2 separate regions of the Homo sapiens genome follow, and region 1 is linked to region 2. A link is a loop called in an ENCODE intact Hi-C map of the cell type or tissue named here. Cell type or tissue: MCF 10A. All regions are shown on one strand.

The links. A loop is a pair of places that touch in the nucleus more often than their neighbours do. Peaks named below come from ENCODE experiments on the same cell type or tissue, not always from the same donor. Only the 100,000 strongest peaks of a DNase experiment are listed, where the experiment ranks them.
Region 1: a loop joins it to region 2, with 2.9 times the contacts of the local background. A loop is called at or near these places in 1 of 110 quality-filtered maps.

What each region holds. Positions count from the first base shown.
Region 1 is chr1:59,366,886-59,369,385 of GRCh38, reverse strand. All of the region lies in intron 4 of FGGY (FGGY carbohydrate kinase domain containing), which reads right to left. Among named protein-coding and RNA genes, the nearest start is that of FGGY, 71 kb to the right of the region's middle. In MCF 10A, no CTCF peak of the experiment used is centred here; a DNase peak (open chromatin) is centred at 1,505.
Region 2 is chr1:59,055,941-59,058,440 of GRCh38, reverse strand. All of the region lies in intron 2 of LINC01358 (long intergenic non-protein coding RNA 1358), which reads right to left. Among named protein-coding and RNA genes, the nearest start is that of LINC01358, 37 kb to the right of the region's middle. RefSeq lists an enhancer at 21-1,788. In MCF 10A, no CTCF peak of the experiment used is centred here; a DNase peak (open chromatin) is centred at 1,040.

The DNA of each region.
Region 1 (2,500 bases), 310 kb before region 2:
AAGCCTGGGCAATGGCGGGCGCTCCTCCCCCAGCCTCGCTGCCGCCTTGCAGTTTGATCTCAGACTGCTGTGCTAGCAATCAGCGAGACTCCGTGGGCGTACGACCCTCCGAGCCATGTGCAGGATATAATCTCCTGGTGCGCCGTTTTTTAAGCCCGTCGGAAAAGCGCAGTATCGGGTGGGAGTGACCCGATTTTCCAGGTGCCGTCTGTCACCCCTTTCTTTGACTAGGAAAGGGAACTCCCTGACCCCTTGCGCTTTCCGAGTGAGGCAATGCCTCGCCCTGCTTCGGCTTGCGCACAGTGCGCTGCACCCACTGACCTGCGCCCACTGTCTGGCACTCCCTAGTGAGATGAACCTAGTACCTCAGATGGAAATGCAGAAATCACCCGTCTTCTGCGTTGCTCACACTGGGAGCTGTAGACCGGAGCTGTTCCTGTTCAGCCATCTTGGCTCCTCCCCGAGACAGGGCTTCACTATGTTGGCCAGGCTGGTCGTGAACTCCTGACCTTGTGATCCACCCACTTCGGCCTCCCAAAGTGCTGGTATTACAGGCGTGAGCCACCATGCCCAGCCACATGCAGTTTTTTATATTAGGCTACCTGATTCACAAGTGCTTTGTCATCAAATGCCATATTGGCCAACAGCACATTACCCCCATAGATGGATTTTTAGTCTAGTTCTGCAGAAAAATCTCTCTGTCCCTCCTCCTCTCTGGCCCATACAATCCCAGCCAAAGGCCTCAATCTTACTGAATTAATTCTCTACTTGTAACCACTGGGCCTGCATTAGGACACAGTGATCGTCCTCTAAGTCCTCCACAGTTTACAACAGTGTTCTCATTTAATCTACAGAGTGATGCAGAGGCGTGTAGGTAATACACAATACTCACACATTAAGGAACTGGGGGTCAGACCACAAGGGCTTAGCCCAAAGTCACAGGGCTTCCAGCTCTAAAGTAAATGTTCTTTCCTTCCACTATGCCACAGTTACCACCCTGAACCTCCCAGTCCAATCAGAGGTGTGATTTTGGGCCTTTTGGAAATGTCATAATGGAAGCTATTGCCACTCTTTACAGAAGAAAAGACAAACAAAAGCCCTTCTAAGCACATTTCCGTACAATTTCAATCCTGGACAGCTCATGTAACTCCTATGTACTTATCATCTCCCATGCACAATGTTGCACGGATTAGAGAGTGCAAGGAGCAGGCCCTCGACACACACCAATTTCAGATGTATCTCATTAGGTGATGGCCTAATAGAGTTCAAACTAGGAGCTCTCTGTGCTGAATGAGTTAAGTCTTTCTATCCTCCAGTTACCAGGCAACTAACAAAAACTAGTCTTTTCAAGAAAAAAAGAAAAGTGATTTGGGTTATATGACTTGGCACAAAAGCCTTCTGCATTCCAACAACAATCCTTTGAGTTAAGCAATCCCTCAGCTTAAAGCAACCAAAGAGAACAGCTTTTTTTAAAAAAAAGAAAAAATTATTACTTCATCAAACCACAGCATTTGTTGGGAGGAGGCTACTACTCAAAGCTCACACAGCTGTGGGTCTAAGCAGAGGGCGGAGGTAGGGCAGTATGTCCAAGATTCAAGGCTGCAGCCGCCCTGCCAGCCTCAGGACAGAGAGAAGTAGCTTTCACCCTTTCCCTCCCACTCCAGGGAAGCTGTGAGGTTTCTGCTGCTTCTAGACACCTAGGGAACTCGTGAGGGAAATGAGGCAGCTACTGCAGTGACACCAGGGTCGAGGGGCAACATGAGAAGATAGGCATGACCAGTTACAAAGGATTATCCAAGTAATCTACTGTGTAATTGCAAAGGGATTCTATCTGGGTTATCTGCTGTGAGCAGTAAACAAAAGGGAGGGAACAGCTCCCTAATTCCCCACTCAATAAATAGTACTGCCTGTACATTCCAAGTACTCATGCTGTTGTTTTCCAGCACAACTACCCAAGAAAGAGCTAGACCTTATCCTCACTCTATGTTCAAGACTCCAAATTAGGGCACAGGCCAATAGCCCAGAGAGAAAAGAGTTTCAGGAAGAGACGTAATCTTCAATGTCATTCTTAAAAGAAATATGACGCTGGAAGCATGGAGTAGGTCATAAACCTCAGCCAGAAACTTCTCAGAATGAATAAAATAATTGTGTGTTTCAAACTCCCATGCACAGAGACAGAACATCAGAAATATTTCAAGTCAGATAGGCAGATAAGCTGAGAGGTCTGCACTACTAGAGGCATCTTTCTAAAAACATAAAGCTTCCCATTCCATTCCTTTATTAAAGATGGTGCGACATCTCCTCATGGCCTAGAATCCCATTTTAACTCTGTAGTCTGGCTCTCAGGACTCTTAACCTGGCTCCAACTTGGCTGTGATCATTATGATGATGACTTTCTGGGCTCATCTCCTAACACCCTCCATTTGGTTCTCACCTCTTTTACTTTCCCAAATGCATTACACTTTCATATTTCCAGTCCTCTGTTACAGCTGGTATCTCT
Region 2 (2,500 bases):
AAAGTGAATCTGATCAACTCAGGACTCCTGAAGCTTCCTCAGTATTGTCATCAGTAAATAAACCCCAAAGATTTCTCATTGTACTTAGGACAAAATCTCATATCCTTTTCTCATGGAAAGGATTACTTGATCTGGCCCCTGCCTCCCTCTCTACTTCACCACCCCCTTCACTGACAGTTCTCCAGCACCACTCTCTTTTTTGTAATTTACCCCAAGCAGCCACCTCTTCCCCACCTCAAGGCCTTTTTGCCTGCCTGCTTCTGGGGACTCCCTTTCTCTTCTTTTTACCTGGCTAATCCCTGCTCATTCTTTAAGTTTCAACTTGCCTTCCTAAAAGAGGCCTGCCCAGAATACTTTGTTTGAATCCAACTCCTCAACCCCTTTCTTTTCCTTTAAAGCATTCAGCATGATTTACAATCATGCATTTGATTGTGCAATTCCTTATTAATTTCTGTCTCCTCCCATAGGTTGTAGATCCCTAGAGAGCAAAGAGTGTTTCTATTTTCTTCCTTTACGTCTCCTCCTGGAGTCAGTCACAGTGCCTGGTACATAGACGGTACTCAAGAAATACATGGTATATGAAGGAATGAATGACGGAGAGTCACATGTAAAGCACCTTGTCAAAGAACTTTAGCAGATTTTTGTAGTCCTGTCCCCTCCTAGTGGATACAGCCAAGCACCATTCTCAGGAGTGGGTGCAGACAGCCCTCACCCCAACCATCCACCACTGGGGGGAAGGCCCTGACCATGACCCTGTGGGTTAGCCAGGTGCAAAGCCCCCGAGGCTGTGGAACCAGGCTGAGCAGGTCCAGTGGCAGCCCTGCCACCCCGCAGCATAGGAGTGGCCTGGAGGGAGTGGGAACAGGTTGCTGGAGAGCAGGTCCCCTGGGTCCTCATCAGACTCAAACCCTCCCTGTCTCTTTTTCCCTACTGCAGAAAGCTATTCTGCCCTGTCCAATGCGAATGGATTGGCTGCTTGTTTTGTTGTATGTGCTGCTAGGCAACTGGCCTGTTTTTGCTTATTTACCTCCCCTGGGCCATTTCACAACACTTTGTAATAGGCTGTGCTCTCTCTGCTGCACATCTGGTTTGGATTGAGCCTGTCAGAGCTCCCTCTGCGAGGAGAGCTAGTACTTTCCCCAGCAGTCACCAAGACGGCCCCCCGGGGCTCTGGCTGCTCTTTGGTGCTGGACCCCTCTAGGCCTGCCCAGCCCCCATTCCCTCTTCACTCTGCACCTCCCAGTCTTTTTCAACAGTTCACACATTTCAAAGCCTGAAGAGGGGAACTTTTGAGATGGAAAAAACTGACAAGTGTTCAAGGAATATTAGAGGAGAAAGGAAACTTAACAAGAATAAAGTTTGAGTCCCAAACCCTCTCCTTCTCAACCAGAGAGGAGAACTGACTTACCCAATGGGACAGAGAGAGAAAGTGACAGACTCAAGACACTGCTTTCCTTGATATCACACTCCCCAAACTGCAGCTGTCTCATCAGCAAAACCACCCTGCCGATAGAGAGGGTTCAGTTAGATATTACTAGGTTTGAAGGAAACAATAGGTTTGCCCTTCTCCCCATCCTACCTGAAAATTTCAAGTGGGGTTTCTGTAAAGAACCAAAAGAGAATCAGAGGTTTGATAGATGTCATCTTAGAGACACAGGGAGAGAAATGAAATTTCCAACTTTTTTACCTACCTGCATAGAACATGTTGGCCGAAGCAGGGCAGGAGCAGGTGCAGGTGAGTGAAGGAAGACTGGGAACAAACACAGGACACCTCTCTCTGCAACTCCCGCATTGTTCTGGCAAACACATTCCGTACACAGTAAAATCCAAAATCCTGACAATGGCTTGCCTGGCCCTGTTACCTCTCTGACCTCATCCTCCCCTTCACCCACCCTGGTACATTCAGCTCCAGCAATTTGTGCCAAGAGAGCAGAAAAAAAGGTTTTCCTCGTGTGAAAGCAACCAGCCGCTGGGCAGAGCTCAGTGAACAGAGCAAGGACTGGATCACACACCCCTTTGTTCTGTTCATTGTTAGTTCTTGTACCTAGAACAGTTGTGCACAAAGATTGGGCTCCATAAGAATTTGTTGAATGAATGTATGAATGAATGAACAAATGAATGAGTCTGTTTTTCCTCCCAGCTTTTTCACATGATGATATTTCCCTGTACTTGCCTCTCACTTACAACATAAAATGCTGATCTATCATCCTACAGTGTAAATCTCTCATGAGCGTCCCTTTATCTCTCTGTTCCAGGTCACTGTGCTCCTGCCCATTTTTGAGCTTCTGGAATACAAGCTGTGCCTTTGCCTGGAATGTCCCTCCCAGTCTGACTAGGCATCTTCTGATGGGGTTTGACCTGGTTGCTTCTAACACTAGGATGGACCTCTTGGCAATCTCTGGATATCTTTCTGTGGTTTGTTATAATGGTAATTATTACTTATCTGGCTGCTTCACATTGATTAATTAGTGGCGGATAAGAAAACCAGATGGCTAGCTGT